Linked DNA regions of Homo sapiens: region 2 is linked to region 1. Evidence: chromatin loops called from intact Hi-C (ENCODE). Cell type or tissue: endothelial cell of umbilical vein. All regions are shown on one strand. Links, peaks and the distances in the headings refer to the core of each region. The heading gives the core; the rest is flanking DNA.

Evidence for each region. Hi-C counts contacts between places; a loop is a spot of excess contacts. Peaks named below come from ENCODE experiments on the same cell type or tissue, not always from the same donor. Only the 100,000 strongest peaks of a DNase experiment are listed, where the experiment ranks them.
Region 2: it touches region 1 in a loop (26-fold over the local background); 8 of 110 quality-filtered maps call a loop at or near these places.

What each region holds. Positions count from the first base shown.
Region 1 is chr22:20,779,919-20,787,918 of GRCh38, forward strand. The region is part of intron 19 of PI4KA (phosphatidylinositol 4-kinase alpha); the gene reads right to left. It overlaps SERPIND1 (serpin family D member 1), which reads left to right. Exons shown (of 5, transcript NM_000185.4): 2 at 1-283; 3 at 4,054-4,327; 4 at 6,086-6,230; 5 at 6,957-7,802. The coding sequence ends at 7,148. Among named protein-coding and RNA genes, the nearest start is that of SERPIND1, 9.8 kb to the left of the region's middle. In endothelial cell of umbilical vein, for the core only: a CTCF peak has its summit at 4,546 (motif pointing left); DNase peaks (open chromatin) are centred at 13, 3,233, 4,073 and 4,533; H3K27ac peaks cover 3,825 bases.
Region 2 is chr22:20,598,824-20,615,284 of GRCh38, forward strand. It overlaps the pseudogene CCDC74BP1 and the pseudogene SMPD4P1. Among named protein-coding and RNA genes, the nearest start is that of MED15, 99 kb to the left of the region's middle. RefSeq lists a silencer at 1,664-1,854 and an enhancer at 11,580-12,178. In endothelial cell of umbilical vein, for the core only: a CTCF peak has its summit at 7,530 (motif pointing right); a DNase peak (open chromatin) is centred at 7,608; H3K27me3 peaks cover 144 bases.

The DNA of each region.
Region 1 (8,000 bases), core at 1-8,000:
CGTAAGCTGACTCATCGCCTCTTCAGGAGGAATTTTGGGTACACACTGCGGTCAGTCAATGACCTTTATATCCAGAAGCAGTTTCCAATCCTGCTTGACTTCAAAACTAAAGTAAGAGAGTATTACTTTGCTGAGGCCCAGATAGCTGACTTCTCAGACCCTGCCTTCATATCAAAAACCAACAACCACATCATGAAGCTCACCAAGGGCCTCATAAAAGATGCTCTGGAGAATATAGACCCTGCTACCCAGATGATGATTCTCAACTGCATCTACTTCAAAGGTAAGAGGCACCTTTACAGTTCTCACAGCAAACCCACAACATACTATTTTTGTATGTGGGTAGATTGAATGCCAAGAACTGTACTGTAGCTATAATTTATCCAGGAAAACTAGACACAAGATTGACTCTGGAACGGGGACAGGGAAGGCCAAGCTGAAGTGACAGTAGCATCTGACACTTACTGAGCCCTAACTCTGTGCTTTAACACAGCCTTGTGAGGTCATCACTGTTATTAGCATCCCCATTTTACAGAGGAAGCCACCAACACATGAAGTAAAAGGATGGGCTGGGCGCGGTGGCTCACGCCTGTAATCCCAGCACTTTGGGAGGCCGAGGCAGGCAGATCACTTGAGGTCAGGAGTTCGAGATCAGCCTGACCAACAGACCAACATGGTGAAAACCTGGCTCTACTAAAAATACAAAAATTAGCTGGGCCTGGCGGTGGGTGCCTGTACTCCCAGCTACTTGGGAGGCTGAGGCAGGAGAATCACTTGAACCTGGAAGGCAGAGATTGCAGTGAGCCGAGACTGTGCCACTGCACTCTAGCCTGGACGACAGAGTGAGACTCCATCTCAAAAAAAAAAAAAAAAGAAGTAAAACGATGCTCCAAGGGCACCCAGTTATTAAGGGGCAGAGCCAAAGCTGAACCCAGGGAGGCCAACCCTAGCAATCTGTTAAATTGGAAGAAATAATACAAAAACTGTTTTAGCATTTGGCCAGCCTGGATTTGAGTTTTCTCTTTTCCTTTCCCAATTATCAATAAGCAGGAATATAGACAAAAGGCTAAAGAAATGCACCTGTGAACTATTCAGCTTGAGCAGCTGACATTGACACCTACAAGTGCTTTTCAGGATACTTTTGAACTACTGGGCAGGTGGGATGGAGAAATAAATTACTATTTCCCCAGCAACTGTTCTGGGCTGAGCACAAGGGCACTTTTTAAGGAGGTCACCCCACACCCATCACACACACATAGGACCCCTGGAATCCTAGGAATAAATAAGCATGGATTTGTAAAATCCAAACCTCTCTTTTCAAATATCCTCACCTGGACCAGACCAGAAGAAACCTCTACTTTACTCTCTAAGCTGAGAGTGTGGAAGGGGAAACACGAGGAATGGTTCGGCTTCAGGACTAATTGCGGTGACACACAACCACTTCTCTTTGCCACCAAGGACTACCAGGTACCTGCAAAGGGCAGTACTTGGAGGCCAGTGCTTTCTGCTAGTTAGCTCCCGTGGTTTTATAGCAGCCCAGGCGAAGGAAGGAGACCCCCCCCAGCTCCTGGCTTCTGTTCAGGGAAAGGGGGCCAGAGCCCCTCCTGATCTGTCCACACACCTGCTCTGTGCCTTGGCTGAGGCCCCTGCAGCTCTACAAGGCAGGCATTCTGCTGGATAGGCCAAGCAGGGTCACTCTGACACCCAGGTTTCCACCCCAAGGCATGGCACAATGCTGGCCTCCTGTGGGTGGAATCAAAGGCTGAGTTCTAACAGGCTTGCGGCAGACACACACACAGAGACCACATGTACATGATGAACACACATATCCTTTTCATTACAGGTTATTAGTACAAGTTTTGGAATTGAGCAAACAAGAGTCTAAGCGCTGGTTTCACCACTTCTCGTTTGTGTGACCTCAGACAAGTCATTCAACATCTCTATGACTCAGTTTCCTTATCTTTATCACAGAGATGACACCCACTCTGACAGGGCCGAGGGAAGAACCATAAGCGATGGCAATGCAACAGAGTGGCACATGACAAGAGCTCAGCGAATTTGAGGGAATGAAACTGTAGATTACAATACTAGTACAATATGATAAACATATGATATTGTTAGTGACATTTATTTTACTTCTACTAGCAAATAACCTATGTTTAGGACTGACTTTAGAACAGGCTGGCAGAAGCATTTTTGGCAGCATCAAAGTCCTCCAACCTACTGGTCTGTTGGAGCCCCCCAAGTACACCAAAGAGCCTCTGCATTAGCCCTGGCTGAGGGTTCAGGGACAGGCAGAGAAGTACAGCAGTGAGCCATCCCTGCCTGCATGGAGGTGGAGAAATGATCAGGCATGGTCAGTTGACAATCTCCTAAACACAGTAACCCGTGTCATACCACAGTGTAAACACACGTGCAAATGCTTCTGCTTCCTTTCCCCATCATGAGAATAGTCACTCAATGCCGGGCATCACAAGGGATCAAATGCTAGGAGTACCCAATCATTCATGGATGCTTCTCAAAGGGGACGAGTGTCTAGAAGTGTAATTTTAATTTCACTTAATTTCATATGGAATCATCTCCATTACTAATTTTGTTCTAATTTTAATGTGATAATCACTTTGTAAAGCACAATAAACAGAGGCAGGCTCTCATGAGGAAGTCAGAAGGAAAGAATCCCAAGAGACATGGGACAGCTCCATCCAAACTGAAAGGGCCGTGATTCCCAAAAGAGCAATTTTGTCCCCAAGGTCTGAAGACACTTTTGGTTGTCACAACCTGGGGGGTTGGAGTAAGCATTACTGGTATCTAGAAGGGGGAGGCTGGGGATGTTGCTAAACACCCTACCATGCACAGGGCAGCCCACATTGCCACAAACTATTATGTGGCCCAAATGTCAAAAATGCTGAGGTTGAGAAACCCTGGGTGAGGCAGACTCAGGGAGAAGGGAATCGAGCTTCACTCACAGGCAGGCAGGAGCTGTCTGGTACTTCAACCTCCAAGACACCTCCTGCTCATCTCATCCTGGCTGCTCTACCCACCAGCTAGAAACCTTGAACAAGTTACTTCACTTCTTTGTGCCTCTGTTTCCTCATATGTAAAAGAGGGATAACAAAACGCACACAACTTGCATGTTGCTAGGAGCAGAAATGAGATAATACAGGAAAGGTGCTGAGAAGAATGCCCGGCACATGGCCAGTTCTCAACTACTAGTCACCCATTACTATTAGTTACTCACATCTTAGAGCTAACATAGACATGGGCTTATTCCTGGATACACAGCACTGTCCCCATATCTACAGTGGTGATCCTAAGGGCAACATGGCATCACCCAAATGTCTTGTTAGTCACTACAGAATCACAGTGTGAGGGATGAAGGCCATCAAGACAGAGCTGAGGCTGGCAGGGTGGCTCATGCCTATAATCCCAGTGCTTTGGAAGGCTGAGGCAGGAGGATTGCTTGAGGCCAAGGGTTTGAGACCAGCCTAGGTAACATAGCAAGACCCCATCTACAATTAAAAAAAAAAAAAAAAAGACAGAAAGAAAAAATAGCCAGGCGTGGCATGTGCTTGTAGTCCAAGCTACTGGGGAGGGAGGCTGAGGCAGGAGGATTCCTTGAGCCTGGGAGTGTGAGGCTGCAGTGAGCTATGATGGCATCGCCGCACTCCAGCCTGCATGACACAGTGAGACCTGGTCTCAAAAACCAAATAATAATAACAGTAATAAAAGCTGGAAAGAGCTCAAAGTTACTCATTTGACAGATGTGACAGATGAAGAAATAGAAGCGAGTTAGGTGCCTTACCATGGTCAAACAACTAGTTCGTATCAGACCCTACTCCAGAAACTATTCCAGTCCGGGTAACCTCTCGTTAACCTCTCTTGTTAGAAATGCAAATTTCTGCCCAAATCAGGCCTCAGGAATCAAGAGACTGTGGGGTCGGCTCTGCAGGCTATCTGAATGAGGCCTCCAGGGAAATCAGATTCACTCTCAAGGGTGAGACGATTTCCCTAAAGGAACCTTCTCATAACAGCCTCTTCCTGTGGCCTTTACAGGATCCTGGGTGAATAAATTCCCAGTGGAAATGACACACAACCACAACTTCCGGCTGAATGAGAGAGAGGTAGTTAAGGTTTCCATGATGCAGACCAAGGGGAACTTCCTCGCAGCAAATGACCAGGAGCTGGACTGCGACATCCTCCAGCTGGAATACGTGGGGGGCATCAGCATGCTAATTGTGGTCCCACACAAGATGTCTGGGATGAAGACCCTCGAAGCGCAACTGACACCCCGGGTGGTGGAGAGATGGCAAAAAAGCATGACAAACAGGTATTTCACACTGTGTGTTTGTTCTTTTGAGCTCCCAGATGCTGGGGGTGTCTGGGAATACTGGAAAATGGATCATTTTTTTAAAAAGGGAGAATTATGTACAAGTACCCAAGAACTTCCATACAGGGCCACTCTGTTAATTCAGCCCCAATTTGTTGCTTGAGATAAGAGATGATTAGAGAGCATTCATAAGGGACACATCTGCCCTCTAGGGGCCAGTTTCAGAAGTTAGAGGCAGATGACTTAGAGACAGCTTGGTGCTTGCTTTGTGGCTTCGAGTCCCAGCTTCATCATCCCTAAAATGGGTATAATTCCATTACTTCCCCGGGTCACTTGAGAAAATAACAGAATCAGCGATGCTGAGCGCCCCTCCCAGTACTTGGAACCTAGGAGGCACTCAAAAAAAGATTGGCTCAACTCTTCCCTGCCCAGGAAATTCCAAGGTCCTCTTAGCCTACCGAGGACACATCATTCATGATTTCCTCTATTATTATTCGTTACTTTGTAGTTAAAACTGCAGGTGTTAAGTACTTATTGAGATTATTATTGGGTCATGGCAGAAAGAATGGAGAGGTCTTATTTCTGTCTTACTGGATACTGGCTAGGCCCATATGAAGAAGTGATTCTGGTTTGAACCTCCTTATAGGACAAGAATACAAACATATGCAACCAAACTGAGAAAAGTAGGCTCTCAGAGGAAGGTATTTGCCCGGGTAGCCAGTCATCATGCTCTGTGAATTTTTCCTTAACAACGTCCCTTCTGTACCTGCCTCCTTCCATTCCTCCCTGCAGCCCGGCAGCTCTTGAGAAAGGGACTGCATCTTTTTTTTTTTTTTTTTTTTGAGACAGGGTCTTGTTCTGTCACCCAGGCTGGAGTGCAGTGGCATCATCATGGCTCACTGCAGCCTCAACCTCCTGAACTTAAGTGATCCTCTCACCTCAGCCTCCTGAATAGTTGAGACTACAGGCGTGCACCTTCATGCCCAGCTAATTAAACTTTTTTTGGTAGAGATGAGGTCTCGCTGTGTTGCCCAGGCTGGTCTTGAACTCCTGGCCTCAAGCAGTCCTCCTGCCTTGGCCTTCCAAAGTGCTGGGATTAACAGGCGTGAGCCGCTGTGCCTGGCCCATTTGACTTTTAATTGAGATCTTACTTGGTGCAAGGTATGAGCTAGGTAAAAGAGTGAAGAAGATCAAGCCTTCCTGCCCATCCAGCTGGGATTGCACCTTAAATCTCTTTATCCCCTGCAAAGTGCCAGACTAACTCCACAGGCACTACTGTTGCTATCCGCCCCCTTAGGGATTGAGTAAGTTGAGGCAAAGATTGAGAATATTCAGCATTGTCTAGTATATACAGGAAAGGTTCTTTTTAAAAGTACACTACCAGATATTCGACTCCTTAATTACAAAAAAAAAACCAAATGCCTAAAATTGGGAAACCAAACCAGAGAATTATTTTAGATGCCTTTTTAAACCATAAACCAGGAAAAGTTCTGCTGCTAACCTTGAAGATAGGAAACGAACCATACAGTCTCAAGGAAATAATCATGCAACAGAAAACACACCTCAGTTTTCAGTAGCGGAATTACAAAGGAGTGTGCTTCCTAAAATCCTCAACTGACAGTCCCGGAATATAAATTTTAATAAGTGCTATATCAATTCTGTGATAAATATAACCCGTGGCCCTTTAAAGGGAAAATCATGATTCTTTTGTAACTTGTGGTTCAATAAAACTGGGCCCCCCTTTCCTTTTCTGTCTAGAACTCGAGAAGTGCTTCTGCCGAAATTCAAGCTGGAGAAGAACTACAATCTAGTGGAGTCCCTGAAGTTGATGGGGATCAGGATGCTGTTTGACAAAAATGGCAACATGGCAGGCATCTCAGACCAAAGGATCGCCATCGACCTGGTAACCACTCCCTTGTCCACCCCCGACCCGTCCCCAGGGTCTGCCTCAGCACAGCCCCACCTCCACTTGCCCTTCCTACCCACCCCCCAATCTCATGTCCCAGCTTGGGGTGCTGAGTCTGCTCTTCGGCCTGGGTGGGATACACAGAATGCCTAGTTTCATGGATGCCAGCTGGAGAGCACGGCACCTGGCAGACACTTACTGGGCAGGGGGGATCCCAAGAGCAGCCATGGGGTGAGCCCCACTCCCGCTGACACCAGAGACAGGGGAGACATGTGCTGCGGTCTGGGAAATAGCTACCCCCAGCCAAATCATGAAAGAGCCATTAAACACCGCACTATACACATACTTAACTTAAACCAATCGGGCGCTCAGCAAAAGAGAGAGAACACCAGTCCAAACAGTGCAGCAGACCCAGTTCCCCATCCCGGAGAAGTGCGCAGCAGTGTGGGGAGCTGGAGCTGGGGTGGCTGTCCTGCACCAGCCCCCACGACCCTCAGACCACAGGCACTGCCAAGAGGGAACATGAACCTAGCCGGCCTCTAAGTGCAACGGCTGCCCCTGACAGGTGGTGACAGATATTTTCAAGAGTGACTCTGACCAGCTGTGATTTCCACCTTACATGTTGTCTTTGGATCCTTTCCCTGAATGATATGAGATTGTGCTGGGAACTCTAGCCCTCTGTGTGCTGACCTCCAGAATCTGACAACTTTCCTTTCCAAACAGTTCAAGCACCAAGGCACGATCACAGTGAACGAGGAAGGCACCCAAGCCACCACTGTGACCACGGTGGGGTTCATGCCGCTGTCCACCCAAGTCCGCTTCACTGTCGACCGCCCCTTTCTTTTCCTCATCTACGAGCATCGCACCAGCTGCCTGCTCTTCATGGGAAGAGTGGCCAACCCCAGCAGGTCCTAGAGGTGGAGGTCTAGGTGTCTGAAGTGCCTTGGGGGCACCCTCATTTTGTTTCCATTCCAACAACGAGAACAGAGATGTTCTGGCATCATTTACGTAGTTTACGCTACCAATCTGAATTCGAGGCCCATATGAGAGGAGCTTAGAAACGACCAAGAAGAGAGGCTTGTTGGAATCAATTCTGCACAATAGCCCATGCTGTAAGCTCATAGAAGTCACTGTAACTGTAGTGTGTCTGCTGTTACCTAGAGGGTCTCACCTCCCCACTCTTCACAGCAAACCTGAGCAGCGCGTCCTAAGCACCTCCCGCTCCGGTGACCCCATCCTTGCACACCTGACTCTGTCACTCAAGCCTTTCTCCACCAGGCCCCTCATCTGAATACCAAGCACAGAAATGAGTGGTGTGACTAATTCCTTACCTCTCCCAAGGAGGGTACACAACTAGCACCATTCTTGATGTCCAGGGAAGAAGCCACCTCAAGACATATGAGGGGTGCCCTGGGCTAATGTTAGGGCTTAATTTTCTCAAAGCCTGACCTTTCAAATCCATGATGAATGCCATCAGTCCCTCCTGCTGTTGCCTCCCTGTGACCTGGAGGACAGTGTGTGCCATGTCTCCCATACTAGAGATAAATAAATGTAGCCACATTTACTGTGTATCTGTTATAATTCTCTATTTTTTGAAGCTCAAATATCAAAAGCCAAATCCAAATTCCTGGATAACTCCAGGTATGATAAAGGCTGAGAGGAAGTCACTTGAGCACCACAATGTGCCACAGCAGGGCATGTTCTCAGGACAGGACAGGTGTGTGCTGAATCCTGGGGAGGGTCTGTGCAGTACCCCAGAACTGTGGG
Region 2 (16,461 bases), core at 4,393-12,392, 180 kb before region 1:
ACAGGCATGCGCCACCATGCCTGGCTAATTTTGTATTTTTAGTAGAGATGGGGTTTCCCCATGTTGGTCAAGCTGATCACGAACTCCCGACCTCAGATGATCCACCCGCCTCGGCCTCCCAAAGTGCTGGGATTACAGGCATGAGCTACCGCGCCCGGTTTACCATTTTGAATCTTAAGAGGACAAAGTCTGGTTCTCTAGAAGGCCCGAGTAGCTTTTCCCCTGAGCATCTTGAGAAAAAAGTGCTCTGAGCACTCCTTGGGAAGTCCGAGACAGCACATGCAGCCAGGTGCTCCCTGGCTGCTCTCCCAGAGGTCAGCACAGCTGGAGGCAGCTGGAGGGAGGAGGCTGCAGAGGCGCTGAAGCCAGGAAGACCCAACAGTGGAGAGAGAAGTTGCCTGGTGACTGACCCTCGGCTTGACCCTGTGCTCCCCTGGGCTGAGCTGGGTGTCAAAAGGCCTCCACCCTCCAAAGTGCCAGCCTCCTGCTGTGGCTGGAAAGCATTTGCTCCTCCTCCTCTTCTCACTTCTTTGCATTCTTCTGATCTCTTAAGGGCGTACAAAGATTCACATGGATATTAAAGTCAATGGTGATTTTCATAGCTGGAATACTCGTTGGGAGAAAGTAGGAATTCTTTTTTTTTTTTTTTTCTCCCAAGCTCAAGCGATCCTCCCACCTCAGCCTTCTGAGTAGCTGGGACCACAGGTGTGAGCCTCCATGATGGCCTGGCTAATTTTTTATATTTTTAGTAGAGATGGGGTTTCACCATGTTGCTCAGGCTGGTCTCAAACTCCTGAGCTCAGGCGATCCACCTGCCTCGGCTTCCCAAAGTGCTGGGATTACAGGCGTGAGCCACTGTGCCTGGCCAAAAGTAGAAATTCTTGATTGGGAAATAATTTTATATATTTCGGCCCCTTCTCACTTGGGAAAATTCTGCTAAGAATTCTGGTTTTGAGAGTCAAGGGAAGCTAGCTTAATTTTTAAAGTGAAGGCTACATAAGAGTCCTCTCTCCAGTGTGGTGGCTCACACCTATAAACCCAGCGCTTCGGGCAAATCACTTGAGCCCAGGAGTTCAAGACCAGCCTGGCAATGTAGTGAGACCCCTATCTCTACAAAAAAATTTAAAAATTAGCAGGGTGTGGTGGTGCGTGCCTGTAGTCCTGGCTACTTGGGTGGGATGCTGATGTGGGAGGATTGCTTGAGCCCAGGATTTGGAGGTTGCAGCGAGCCATGATGGTGCATTGCACTCCAGCCTGGGCAACATGGCAAGACCTCGTCTCAAAAAAATACAAAGAGTCCTCTCTATGTTGGAAATGTCAGAGTTATTGGCCATTTAGGGGATCTAACTTGCTCTTTGATGTCCAAGAGGAAAGGTATAGAGTTCTCCTGATTACACAGGGCCTCTGCTTGTGGGTCGCCTGCATGAGGCGATCAGAATCTGAGTCACCTGGGATCATGTGGGTGCTGGTACATCCTAGAGATAGGATGTGTTGGTCATGGAAGAGAGTGGGCCACAAATGGGTTCCAGGGGAATAGCGTTGCCTGGTGCAAGGAGGGGGATGTGGAGGTGCAGGGAGCAGGGGTGGTGTCTGGAGAGCCTGAAGCTGTGCTGCCAGAGGCTCCAGGCCATGAGGTCTGAGAAGCATCTAGATTTGGCCTGTTCACAGCAGGGAAGTGTGGTCCAGTGGCAAAAAGTTGAGGGCATCCTAGGAGTTGAGGAGGTGGTGGCGGTTAGAGTAAACCACTCTGGAGGCGTCCGGGGTGGAGAGACGAGAATGTGCAAGAACTCCTGCCTCTAGCCTGGCCTCCTCAGGACCCCGGCCACCAGCCTCCCTCCTAGAAGTCCCCAGAGCTTCCTCCTCCTTGTGCCCCAGAACTGGTTCCTGGGTTGCTCCAACCCCAGACCTTCCCTGGAAGTCCCCCCCAGTGCCTCCTGGCTGGGAACCCCCAACTGCATTTTGCTTCTGCTCTCGTGCCAGTAGTCCCCTTTTCTCTCCAGTGTCCAGGCCCCAACCACCAAGACCCTGCCTCCTCACTTGGCTTTGCTGTTCTTAGTTCTCTACTCAGTAGGTTGTGTCTGCCTCCATTCCTGGCCAGACGCTGCCCTGGGGCTGAGTGCACAGTCCCCAGCCACTCCCGAGATCCTCAGAGCTTCTGGAAGCCACAGACATGGTGGCATATGTTTCAGGTCGTCAGCTTGTTTTTTTTTGGAGACAGAGTCTCGCTCTGTCGCCCAGGCTGGAGTGCGGTGACGTGATCATTCACTGCAGCCTTGACCTTCTGAGCCCGGGTGATCCTCCCACCTCAGCCTGTCAAGTAGCTGAGACCACATGTGTGAGCCACCACACCTAGCTTTTTGAATCTTTTTTTTTTTTTTTTTTGAGACGGAGTCTCACTCTGTCACCCAGGCTGGAGTGCAGTGGCACAATCTTGGCTTACTGCAACCTCCAGCTCCCAGGTTCAAGTGATTCTCCTGCCTCTCCCGAGTAGCTGGGATTACAGGTAGGTGGCACCACACCTAGCTAATTTTTATGTCTTTAGTAGAGACAAAGTTTCACCATGTTGGCCAGGCTGATCTTGAACTCCTGACCTCAGGTGATCTGCCTGTCTTGACCTCCCAAAGTGCTGGGATTACAGGCGTGGGCCACGCGCCCAGCCAACTTTTTGAATCTTTTGTAGGGATGGGGTCTTGCTGTGTTGCCCAGGCTGGGCTTAAACTCCTGGACTCAAGTGATCCTCCCTGCCTTGGTTTCTCAAACTTCTGGGATTACAGGCCAATCTACTCAACGTTGATATTGAGTAGAAGGCAAAATTCACATGGCTCCGGCCCAGCCCCTTTCTGTCTCAGGCACTTCAGTGTTAATATGCGCCTTGGTTTTGCTGCTGCCGAGTCTACTGTGCCCCTGGGCAAGGAAAGCAAAGGAAACCAGAGGGCCAGGCCCGTGGACACTGGGGTGAGGGGCCAACAGGGTGCCCAGCAGTTGTTTCCACAGCCCCCACGTGGTCAGGGACCCTGTATGGGTGAACCGCCTGGATACTGAGCCTAGGCGGCGGAAAACTCAAAAGCAAGGGCAGGTTTATTCAGATCCCTGGTGGAGTTACAAGCTTGGTTTGGTTTTTGGTCACAGGCCCTAAAATACCTGTATTCTGAGTTTACATAAAAATACAAAGCACTGGCCGGGCGCGCTGGCTCACACCTGTAAGCCCAGCACTTTGGGAGGCTGAGGTGGGTGGCTAACATGAGGTCAGGAATTTGAAACCAGCCTGACTAACATGGTGAAACCCCATCTCTACTAAAAATACAAAAATTAGCTGGGCATGGTGGCGCATGCCTGTAATCCCAGCTATTCGGGAGGCTGAGGCAGGAGAATCACTTGAACCTGGGAGGCGGAGGTTGCAGTGAGCCATGATCGCACCGCCGCACTGCAGCCTGGGCTACAGAGCAAGACTCTGTCTCAAAAAAAAAAAAAAAAAAATCACCACCGAGACGCTGTTCTCCCTGGTGTGTCATCTGTGGGGTGAATGAAGGTGTGAGATACCCCGTGGTGGTTTCTGTCAGTGAATCTGTAGTTGTCATATATTTTGAATACTTCAATATCATCGAACAGTTGCTGTGTCTTTAAGCACTAGATTTTATTGAAGCTACCTTCTTCCCTTTTTAGTCCCATTTCCCCTAGATGCATCCACGACTGCAGGAACCCCCCTGCCCCCACCAGGAGCCCAAAGATAACCATGTTCCCACCTGGAGTGGCCTCCCACCTCCAATGCCATCAGGGCTGGTGCAGCTTCCCCACCTGGTCAGCAACATCATGGCCAAGGAGTAGAGGGCGTAGCCCAGGGTGAACAGCAGTGCACAGGTGAGGGGCCTGATGCAGAACAGAGAGGCCATGAAGAAAGCCAGCAGTAGCCAGGGCAGTGTCAGGTAGCTGCCTAGGAAGTGCAGGTTGAGCCTGTGGCCGCTGGCCAGCGTGGGCTCTGTGAGGTGGTAGCAACAGAAGCTGGCAAGGAAGTCATCTCAGGAACACAGAGCCGCCATCTGGTCTGCAAACTGAAGCGCAGGCAGTGGCACGGGGGCATGGGGTGGTGGCACCACAGGCCTCAGGACAGCTGCACCCCACCCCCACAGGCCACCCTGAGACTGCACCCCAGGCAGGAGCACCCAGAACCCTCTCTGAAGAGGCCAGGCCAGCCCTCCTGCCCACTCACTCTGTGTTTGATGGCAGATGACAGCCGGAAGGATGCTCAGACCAAGCTGGTAATCTCATAACTCCAGAGGGGCTGCAGCTCCGGGTCCCCCTGGTACTCAATTTCAAACCTTTGCAGCCTGTTGATGATCTAGAAACCCAGGCTATAGGGTTGGGCCAGAAAACATGGCCCTGGCCAGGTGCAGTGGCTCATGCCTGTAATCCCAGCACTCCGGGAGGCCGAGGCGGGCGGATCACAAGGTCGGGAGTTAGAGACCAGCCTGATCGATATGATGAAACCCCGTCTCTATTAAAAATACAAAAATTGGCCAGGTGCAGTGGCTCACACCTGTAATCCCAGCACTCTGGGAGGCTGAGGCAGGTGGATCACGAGGTCGGGAGATCAGGACCATCCTGGCTAACACTGCGAAACCCCGTCTCTACTAAAAAAAATACAAAAAAAAATTAGCTGGGCTTGGTGGCGGGCACCTGTAGTTCCAGCTACTCAGGAGGCTGAGGCAGGAGAATAGCGTGAACCCAGGAGGTGGAGCTTGCAGTGAGCCGAGATTGCGCCACTGCACTCCAGCCTGGGCTACAGAGCAAGACTCCGTCTCAAAAAAAAAAAAAAGTTAGCCAGGCATGGTGGCATGTGCCTGTAATCCCAGCTATTCAGGAGGCTGAGGTGGGAGAATCGCTTGAACCCAGGAGGTGGAAGTTTCAGTGAGCCAAGATCATGCCACTGCACTCCAGCCTGGGCAAGAGAGGGAAACCTTGTTTCAAAAAAAAGAAAGAAGAGAAAAGGAAACATGGCCCCTGCACACAACTCAGAAGAGCCAAGCCATCTCTGCTCACAGGGGAGGAGGGAGCTGGGGACACGTCAGGGCCCAACCCATGCACCTCTGGGACTTGGGCCTCTCACCTGGTACTGGCCCAGGGGCGTGGGGATGAGTCTGTCCTCACCCGCGATGCAGTCCGGAGCTGCTTCTTTCCATTCTCATCCTGGATGGTGTCCAAGGCAAGTGTGAGAGACTCTGCGTGAGCTGCACTTCACTGAGCTACCAGAGAGAGAGAAGCTCCTCTGCCCTCAGTGTCAAGGCAAAGGAACACCAGTCTTCACCCCACCAGCCTCTAACAGTGGCAACGAGAGCACCCGGACATGACACTCGGGGTGTGGGCCTGCCTCCCACAACACCGGGTTCATCTGCATGGGGCCTGGGACGGATGCATGCTGACCATGGGCAAAGGGGGAGTGGATCCTTCGGGGAAGGGGACCCTAACGGCCGTGGAACAGGCCCCATTGCTCATACTCGGAATATCTGGCGCAGGTACGCCAGGGCCTCCTCCAGGCACTCGTCCATCTTCTGGACGCTGTCCTGCCCCATCTCGCCCAGGTCATGGCTGAATAGGAGCCGTTGGTGTCTGTGGGGCCAAAGCCCAGCCACAACAGGAAGGAGTGGCCAGCTGGAGTCTCCACACACTGGTCCGAGATGGACCTGGCCGTGTGCTTGGCCTGCGTGATGAGCTGAGTAAGGTGCAGGACCTGCAAGGGAGGCGAGGGCAGGTCACCGGCAGGATACGCCTGTACTGCCACCCAGGCAGGCTGGCTGGGGGCCCTAAGATGGGTGCACAGCCAGATCACTGAGTGACGGGAGGAGCAGCTTCTGCTGGAGGACTTTTAAAGACTAAAGAATGATCTTCTAAATGTGAAATTTCCCAACACTGCCTTCGTTATCAGAAACAAATCAGACTTTACTGAAACGGGGAAAGGAGATGTGCGTCAACTCTCCGCCCAACCTCCCTCCCTCCCGCCAGAACACAGCACTTCCCTGCCTCTGCTCAGCCTTGTGGCTCCAGGGGTCCTGTGAAGGGGCACCGCCAACCCACTCACCAGGGTGTAAGCCTCGGGCCCGAACATCGGGTGTACTTGCAGTCCTGGCCCTCCAGGCCATAGATGTGACTCTTCACATTGAAGGAGGCATCAGTGACCACTGGTGGCCACTATGACAGGATGCTGCTGGCGAATGTGCAGGCTGTGAAGAGTCGGTGCTGGCGGTAGGGGGATGACGAGCTCCGGCTCCGGGAACAGCTGCTCGAACTGGAAGGCAGGAGACGAACCTAGCGCCCACTTCCGGGGGCACAGAGAACCTGGTTGCTGCCCACAGGTTTTCAGGATGCCTCCGAGGTATCTGGGGAGCCATGACCCAGGGGTGTCCTCCTGAGGTCCTGCCCAGCAGTGTCTCCCATGTAGCAGGTGGCCGACATGGGGAGGGCAAATGAGGGAGCTGGTGGCTCACAGAGCCCCCGACAGTGTCTGCAGGAGGGCAAACACCAGGAGGAGTGACAGAAGCCAATGTCCAACCCAGCCAAGACAAACGCATGCCAGAGACCAAGACCGCCTCCCAAGGATGCTGCCACGAGTTGCCAGGGAGAAACTGTGGTGCCATGGGCCCGCAGCTTGGTCTGTGCAGACCCCCTCTGTGGGTATACCTGCGGTCTTCCACCCAGTGCCTGGTGCCTGGTGGCTGCAGGGCAGGCAGGGTCCAGCCGGTCTCAGCCTTAACTGTGCAGTGTTATGGATGACAGCTCAGGAGACTGTTGGCAGGCAGGGAGGGCAGGACACAGGCAGGTGAGACCCAGGCCCTCTGAGGTTGCTGCATCCTTAGCAGGCCTGAGGCCCCTTTCCAAGAGGACTGAAGCCACCATGGCAGAGGCCAGCCCAGAGCCTGAGGGGGCTGAGGGAGGATCCCCCAGAGGGTCCAAAGGGGAAGGCCTCGGGCAAGGAAAGGAGAGGTCAGTGGCCACGCCAGGTGCCATGGAAGCCTGGGGGGGTCTGCTGTGAGGATCAAGCAGGAGATGAGGGGAAGGTGGCCACTGGTCTGCTCTGTGCTGGTAAGGAAGGGTTAAGGAACAGTTTGGGGGTCACCATGAAAATTTGTCTGGGCCAGAAGGGAGAGGGGACAGGTCACCCACTGCTTCCATGAGAAACCCATTCTAGGGCCTGGCGAAGTTGAGCCTAGGAAGGGCTGGTCTGTGCTCCACTCAGCAGCAGCTGGGAGAGGGCCAGGGCCAGGCTGACCCCAGCACAGGCCGCTGTCTTGGCCTCCACCCACTGGAGCAACATTTGCCCAGGGGAGCCAGTGGCATGTGAGGAGAGGGGGCCAGGGCTCACCATTTCTCAGACACACTGGGGCTGGGAGTTGCTGCTGGCAGCCTGCTTGTCAGCTGCATACCACCATGGCTGCAGGTAGCTCAGCCACACCTCCAGGACCTGTGGGGGAGGTGTGTGCTGAAGGCCCAGTGGCTGGGGCCAAATCCTCTGATGGCCTGGAACCCAGGTACCCAGGTGGCAGCTAAGTTGGCTCTTCCCACGTCCCCCAGAGGGCGCAGGAGAGACGCGCACAGCCCTGTGAGATTTGGTTCTCTCACTGCTCTTCAGAAGCCAGGGTCATGGGCGGGCTCTTCCCGGCCCACGGGACCCAGTGCTACCTGGTTGCGTAAGAGTAGAAACCTGTCTGGCACCAGACAGGTGGGATGGGGCAGGGCTTTGCTGTGCCTGAGGGTTGCCTTTGGAAACTGAAACAGAAAGAACAACGTGGCCCTCCAAGGCCCCCTCCTCTCCAAGGTCTCTGTGACAACACTTGTTCTCCTTCATCCACCCCAGGGGACCTCCCTCATTGGGGCACACAGAAGACACAGGCACACATGTGATGGGGCCGACACTCCTAGCTCTGAACAATGCGTCCAAGGGCCAGTGGCCAAAGCAATGCCGCAGGAAGAGGTAGAGTTTCTGCTGGACTAACCTCGGGACAGCGGCCTGCAGAGGAGGGGAGGGTCACCAGCCGCTTGCACAGTAAGGTGGCCCTGCTCACAGATGAGCCCGGGGTTCCCATTAGTGAGGGTTGGCTCTGCTGGGAGAGAGCACTAGGCACTTCTGAGTGGTAAGAGCTGGTTTCAGCCCCATTCTTCAGAGGAAGAAACCGAGGTTAGGGAGCATCCCGAGGACACAGCATGCAGGCGGCCAAGCCATTGCATCTCCTGCACACACCTCACCTCAGCCCCACACAAAACAGCCCACTCTGCCAGCCCCGATGGGCCTGGGAGTCAGGACCCGCCCCAACCCTTCTCCTGACGGGTGGGGAGGAGCAAGAGACGGCACCGTGATGGGGCCTTTTTGGCCAGTCTGGAGAGAGAGGCTCTGGGAGCCAGAGATCAGCCGGCAGCCCCACCAGGCTAGCTGAGAAGGCACTTGCGTAGCCCTCCAGAGGCCTCACGTGCTCTGTGAGCAGGAAGGGATTCCCCTCACCCTGCCCCCCATGCCCCGGGGAGAGGTCGCCGTGGGCAACACCGGAGGAGGGGAACGAGGAGGAGACAGCAGCGGCTGGAAGCCGCAAGGGCCACCCACTGTTTGAACTCCCCCAGCGGGCTGGTGGTGTGGGAGTGGACGAAAGGTGAGACCTGCTCTGGCTTCAGGCTGTCGGCAAAGGCGTGCAGGTGCTTCAGTGGCAGGCGCACCACCAGCATGTGCCCCTTGGTGGGCATGAACGACTCCTAGGTGGAGGAAGAGGAGTCAGGGCCTGGGAAGGGCTGCAGCACGTGGCCTCCAGGTCTGACCACAGCCCGCCCTGGGACAGCTGATCTGCCTCCACACAGGAGGCACGAGCCAGGCAAAGAGTGGGGCCACCACTGTGCCTCACACCCAGCGGGTGTGCCTTGCACTGCTTGGTCTGAACTGCGACCAGCTCGTGGTAGGGAAGTGCTTGGCCCAGCGCCCACACAGCCTACCTGGGGAGAACTCGCTGAGACAGACGCATCTGCTTCTGCACCGCTGCACACCCGCGGTGGGTGGCACAGGGCTATGGCCCGCCAGACTGTGCCCTTGGCCATTGCTGCCTATCTTGATCCTCATGGCAGGAGGAGGCCGATGTCACCCCCAAGCTCTGGATCCAGGGTCTCCCAGGGAAGATGGCTAAGGCCAGGAATTCGAGATTCGCTTGGGCAACATAGGGAGGCCCTGTCTCTACAAAAATTTTAAAAAGTTAGCTGGGCATGGTGGTGTGCACCTGTAGTCCTAGTGACTCAGGAGGCTAGGGTGGGAAGATCGCTTGAGCCCAGGTGTTCTTGGTGCAGTGAGCTAGGATCGTGCCACTGCACTCCAGCCTGGGTGACAGAGTAAGACCCTGTTCAAAAAATAAGAACCTTCACTTTTCTCCCCAATTCCTTCCATCTGCTCCTCATTCTGGACACAGCTGGATGAGGGCTCACCCTGGGAGAAGCGCTGGGCATCAATTCCTCTGTTGCCCACAGACCTGTGGTCAGGAAAACCCCAAGACAAGAGCACAGTCAAGCTAACAGGCCAAGCTTTTGATTTACAATGTACAAGCAGGATCCTGGAGACCTACACCCAAGAGGAAAGCCTTTTTGCTGGCTGTGGGCTTTCTCTGGTTGCTCAGCATTGAGAGGGCAGGGGGGAGCATCAAGAGTGGATGAGGGCAGGAGAAGGGGGCACTGAGGGTGGGCCCCTGAGTCCGAGTGGACATGCTCGCCTCTCCATGCTTACCCCCAGCCCTTTGGGCCTCAACACATCTGTGATGCTGAGACTGGTGCAGGGCCCGGCCTCTGGGTATATCCTGGGATGCTGCAGAACCCACATGGACCACTGCTCACATCACTGCCCACTCAAGTCTGCCCGTCAGGAAAATGTCCCCACAGGTCCAGGAGACACACCCCACAGATCAGTGGCTGAGGCTGGGAATGGAGGTATTTTCTTCTTCTTCTTTTTCTTTTTTTTTTTTTTTTTGAGACAGGGTCTCACTCTGTCACCCAGGCTGGAGTGCAGCAGCACAATGTCGGTTCACTGTAACCTCTGCCTCCTGGGCTCAAGGGATCCTCCCACCAAAGCCTCCCGAGTAGCGGAGACCAGAGGCACATACCAACATACCCAGATAATTTTTCTATTTTTTTGTAGAGGCAGGGGTCTCATCATGTTTCCCAGGCTGGTCTCAAACTCCTGAGCTCAAGCAATCTGCCTTCCTTGGCCTCCCAAAGTTCTGGGATTCCAAGTTTGAGCCACCGTACCTGGCTATTTTCTTCTATCTCTATCTTTAAGTATTTAGGCAATGAATTTGCATTGCTTTGGAAGGAAGGAGAAAACCAGTACCTATACGGCCCGACTAGAATGGTACTAGTGGGGTGGGAAGTTAGACCAGGGTCCTTCTCCTCCAGTCTCACCCCTGGCCCTCCCTCTGATCCTGGCCTGGGATCCTGAGCCATGACATCCTCCCTGCAGCTCACGGGAGGGGACAGCATCCACATAGGAACTGGGAACCTGCCTTCCCCTGCAGGTTCACTTACCCAACATCACCTGGTCCTTCCAGAGGGTCTGGAGGGGCCAGTGTCTGCCCCTGCCCCCAGCAGTCACATGAAAGCCTCTCAGGCTATTTTCCCACAGATTTGCTGAGCCAAACTTTTCCCTCAGCTCTGTACCCCTCCTGGGCCACATTCCCATGTGTAGTCCCTGGCCACAGTCACACCTGCTTGCTTCTCAAAGATGTGTACCCAAAGCCCCGCATTTCCCACTGGGCCCAGCCTCACAGCACCTCAGCTCACTCCTCCAGGGTCTCCCTGGTCACCTGTCCTGCCATGGGGGTTGCTAGATGCTTCCTGGACACTGCCCTGGCCCAAGCCCTCATGTCCCTCTTCTCCAGTGGCTCCTGCGGAACAGGGACGCCATCACATGCAGTGGTTGCCATCCCAACCCACCGGCACTTGGGGCCCACATGTTTTTTTCATCTTGCGCTCAAATTCCCATTCAATCACGTGTGCTCCTTCGCAGGGTGAACGGGACAGACCCCTGGCTGTGGGCACAGCTCGTCTCCCCGGGCTCTCACAGACTCACTAACTCTGTCGTCCCCGAAATCCCCCATGGGCCTGAACTCTGCTTCACTGACCTCAAATCCATCCATACGCTTGTCATTTGTGCCTAGGCAGACCACAACCTCTATGAGGTCACTACCTATTCTCATCCACCTCCACAGGTGTCTACGAGTGGCCAGGGCTCCCTAGGTGAAGGACTGACAGCCTCTGTGAGCTATAGGGCCAAGCCCCAGGTCCTCCCCAACCCCCTTGCCTCACACACAGTCTGGGTCATGGAACCTCCAAGCTGGATGACAGTTCTGAACAGGGCAGCACCCACATTACCGTAAGTCCCAGGCCTCTGTGTCTTCAGCTCCTTCCTTAGCACTGGGCCCTGCAGAGTGGGGGTGAACCGGGCCACTGCAGAGGCCTCACGACTCCAGCTCTTCAAACCAGGGCCGAGCACAGAGCCTCCAACACCAGAGAACTTGTGACACCTCCACCACTGGTGGGGAGTCTGGCCAGCCCAGGCCACATGCCTCATTCTGACACACAGCCACACCCCACTCCCACAAGCCAGGCTAGTCTGCAAAGCCAGGGGCCAGGCCAGGCTGGAGGCTGATCTCTGCCTCCCTCAACACAGGGGCTTCACTCTGCCTGAAACTAGCCTCTGAGTCACCTGCAGCTGGGCCCAGCCAGCCCCTTGCTTTGCCAGGCGCAGACACGCACTCCGGGCAGGGGAAGGGAATGAACGAGCACAGCCAGTACTTGGTAGGTGTGGAGGGCCTGGAGGTTGGGCTGCCGGGGGCTGTGGTGGGCACTGGAGACACAGAGTCGGTAGTGCAGCACCTCCAGCTGAGAGAGTGAACAGAGAGAAGCCGGAAGAGGCAGAAGAGAAAAGCATGAGAGGACAGGGTGGTGAAGGAGAGACATGGTACCGGACATGGGAGGGGGAAGTGGAGAAAGAAAGCAATGAGAACGAGCCCAGAAGTGAGGAGAAAAAAACAACAAAAGCATGGTCAGTGACCATCCAAACAACTGCAGTCCCAGCAGCTGTGACCAGCGCAGCACCCTCCTCGGCAGCCAGGCCAGAGCTGTGACAGCACTCTCCTCAGCCTTGGAGGCTGGGGGCGGATAGACCCTCCAGGTCACCTGGGTGGCCTCTCAATGTCGCTGGGGCCTAAAGGCCTCTCCAGCTCATTGGAAGGGCCCAACTCACTGCCCTTCCAGATGGGACCCGCTCTCCCCAGTGACTCTGAGGCCACACCGTGTGTGCCATGTGCACACCACAGCCCTTCAAGTACCCAGGGCCTTCTCTCTGGGACATGCTGTCAGCCACCAAGGCCTCAAGATCCTGAGGCCCAGAAAATAAACTGGCAAAGCATGTTCTAGGAGGAGGACTCTGCCTAGAGAAGACACATATGTAATTGACTGGATTTCCCTGGGTTGTTTTGAGAAATTTATCAAATTTGTATATGACATGATCAATTCCTATGTCTAAAACCCAATCAATGTCCCCTCCATGAGTGGATCTCTCTGAGAGCTGAGGATGAGGACAGGTCCCCAAGGGTAGCACAGGCTCAGGCCCCCAGGCCCTGCCCTCCGCACTCCCCCAGCCTGGAGGTCAGCCGAGGTGGTGTGTGCATCAGCTCTGACTCCAGGAGGCAACCTCTCCTACCGCATCAGGAACTCCCACCCTCCAGATATGGAGGGCTCCCAAGGGCAGGAGCCCCCGAGGACCTGGCCACAGCCACACACACCCAGAGGCAACAGGAAACTGAGGCTAAGCTGGCCCCCAGCCAGGACCCTCCAATCTACCACCCTGCAGCGCTGCAGCCTCCGAAGCACCCCTTCGGCCCAGCATAGCCAGAGCTGGCCTGGTGCATATCCTGCCCCGTGAGCGCCATGCCTCCTGCCCAAGTAGCACGACCACTGGGCTCCACACAGGAGACATCAGAACACACCTGCTAGATGTCACAACACGCAGAGCAGGGCGGGAAGGAGCAGGGCAGAGAGATGTTGCCCTTCACAGCCTTCCTCTGTGCCAGACCTAGGGCTCAGGCAGGAAACAGACACACAGTTCTCCAGTGCGTCTCTGCCCTTGCCTAAGGAACACGGTGGCTTGTGGGGCCATTGGCCATCTTTATGGCCCACGGGGCCACCAGGGAGCAAGCATGCACCTCGGATTCAACCAGGGTGTGGAGGGCAACCCTGGGAGCCTCACTTCCTGCATCTGAAAATAAGAGCTAGCAGAGACAGGCAGGGATTTCTGTATGGCAGGAGCAGCATAGGCCTGGGCAAGCGGCAAAGGGCCAGGGGCCTTGGGGGCCCCGACCTCCACAGCTGCCTTTCTCTGACCCCCACCCACCCAGTTTTCTCACGTTTTGTTTTTTGCCTCAACTGGAAGAGGCAAAAAGTGGAGCATCTCTGGGCACTTCGTCCCACCACTGCAAGTCATTCTGAGCAGGACTCACGCAACCCAAGGTCTGGCCAAGAGGAAGCGAACATTGAGAAGAGGGGAAAGGCACCTCCTGCCCTCTGCAGGGACGACGCCTTGCCAGTTCCCCTGACCCATGAGGACACAGAATCCTCACAGGTGACAGCCCAGAAGAGCCTTTCTGGCTTGCCCTTGAAAGTAGGTGTGTTTCCACTCACTCAGTAGGCAGAACCAGCAGATAGGAAGGTGACACAGTGCAGCGGCCCCTGCCCCTGCCAGGTCAAGCCACATGCAAGAGCGCTGAGCAAGTGTTCTAGGGCGCCAGGGAGAAGCGGGGCCCTAGGAACCAACCAGCCCCCCAGGCACCAGCCAGGCATATGCAGTAAGTCTGCTCTGGAAGCGGGAAGGGCACTGCAGGCTCTTTGTGACTCAGGAGGCCCAAGATGGGGTCCCCAACTTTTCCTTGTGCTCCTTCCAGGTGATGCTGAGGGTGAGGATTTGGGGGAACCTATGCTCTGAGAGAGCCTTCACATGGCAAAGCATGGGGCCACAGAACTGGCTGCAGAGGCTGTGGCAGAAACAGACCCACAGCTCTTCTCCAGAACCGGAGGAAAAGTGACAGGAGGCTCTTCTGAAGTTTAACTCCATCACCCACAGATCCTTCATTCTGGATGAAGCCTTCTGGAACTTTGTCAGCAATAAAGGCAAAGTCTCCCATGCATAGACGCCACGGGCACCGGACTACAGGATGTGTGCCCAGGGCATGCTGCCTAGAGAGAGAGTGGGGAGAGGCGAGGCGGAGGGGGAGGAAGCAGGCCAGGCTGCTTGTAGGAGGGCGCCAGGCCCCACACACCATGAGTATGGCGGCTTGCTCATGCTCTGGAGGAGGTGGGGGAGTGGGGGGCAGACAAAGGAGGCTAACTATGGTGCCACTATGGTGGGCATGGGTCTGCCCTGGGCCATCACTTCATGGGAAAGCACAAAGGCACTGCTGATGGTGGAGGAGACAGACGAGAACGCGGCTCCCAGAGGCATTGCAGCTCCCCCACCCCCACAGCAAAAGTGCCACAACCTCATCTGTTCCTGTTGCCAGGGAGGGGGCTCCGGAAGCTGCACAGGAAAGGCCCTGGAGAGGCCAGACCTCCAGGCCTCAGTGTCCACATATCAGGGTGCAATGCCACCTGCTCCTCATCGGGAACTAGAGAACTATGCCCACTTCTTATTCAGCTTCTGAATGAAGGGTGGGTGGTGGATTTCTGCTTCCCACCATCCGGTCTGTGAAAACTCACTCAAATGCAGGATAAGAAGCAGCAGGCTGAGCATGGTCAGAAGCAGGAGGTGGGAAGAAAAACTATGGAAACCTACCTTGGCATGAGGGGAACTGCATTTTTTGGTACATCTCCAGAGAATAGTGTTGAAGCCACATTTCGACAAAAACCTGCAAAAGAGCATTACGTAGTCAAATCATTCTCGATAACTGCCAAGACCATTCAGTGGGGAAAGGACAGTGTCTCCCATAAGCAGAGCTGGGAACACAGAACACCCTCATGCAGAACAGTGAAGCTGGGCCCTGCCCTCACACCATCGACAAAAACTAACTCAAAGTGGGTAAGCGGCCTGAGGATAAGAACTAAGACCATAAACTTACAGAAGAAAACATGGGAGAAAGCTTCATAACACTGGATTTGGCAATGATTTATTAGATATGATGCCCAAATCACAAGCAACAAGCAAAAAAATACAGCATCAAAAGATACTACTGATAGAGTGAAAAGAACCAGCGGGCATGATGGCTCAGGCCTGTCATCCCAGTGCTTTGGGAGGCCGAGGCAGGTGGATGGCTTGAGGCCGGGAGTTCAAGACCAGCCTGGGCAACATAGCAAAAAGTTGTCTCCACAAAAAGCACAAAAATTTGCTGGGTGTGGTGGGGCACAGCCATAGTCCCAGCTACTGGGAGTCTGAGGTGGGAGGATCGCCTGAGCCCAGGAATTTGAGCTGTAGTGAGCCAAGATCATGCCACTGCACTCCAGCCTGGGAAACAGAGCGAGACCCTGTCTCAAAATAAATAAATAAATAAATAATAAAATAAAAATAGAAGCAACTCCAGTGTTCACTGAGAGATGAATAGATAAACACAACATGGTACATCCGCACAAGGGAACACTATGCAGCCTTAAAAAGGAAGCAAATTCTGACACATGCTGTAACATGGATTAATCTCGAATCCATTATGCTAAGTGAAGCATGCCAGTCACACACAAAGAAGTACTGTGTGCTACAGAAAAATGCTTTAGATATGAGATCTAGGAGTCAAACATATAGAAACAGAAAGCAGAATAGTGGTTGCTAGGGGCTGCGTGGGGAATTAATTGTTCAGTTTCTTTTTTTTTATTAAAAGAGATGGGGAGCCAGGCATGGTGGCTCATGCCTGTAATCCCAGCACTTTGGGAGGCCGAGGCGGGTGCATCATGAAGTCAGAAATTCAAGACCAGCCTGGCCAAGATGGTGAAACCCCGTCTTTACTAAAAATATAAAAATTAGCTAGGCACCGTGGCAGGTGCCTGTAATCCCAGCTACTCAAGAGGCTGAGGCAGGAGAATCACTTGAACCCGGGAGGCAGGGATTGCAGTGAGCTGAGATCGCACCACTGCACTCCAGCCTAAGCGACAGAGTGAGACTCTGTCTCAAAAAAAAAAAAAAAAAAAAAAAAAAAAGAGAGAGAGAGACGGGGTGTCACTATGTTGGCGAGGCTGGTCTCAAACTCCTGGCCTCAAGCAATCTTTCCCACCTTGGTCTCCCAAAGTGCTAGGATTACAGGAGTGAGCTCTCATGCCTGGTCGGTTCAGTTTCAGTTTTGCAAGATTCTGGAGATTGGAAAGGAAGCAAATTCTGACACATGCTGTAACACGGATTAATCTTGAATCCATTATGCTAACTGAAGCATGCCAGTCACACACAAAGAAGTACTGTGTGCTACAGATAACAAC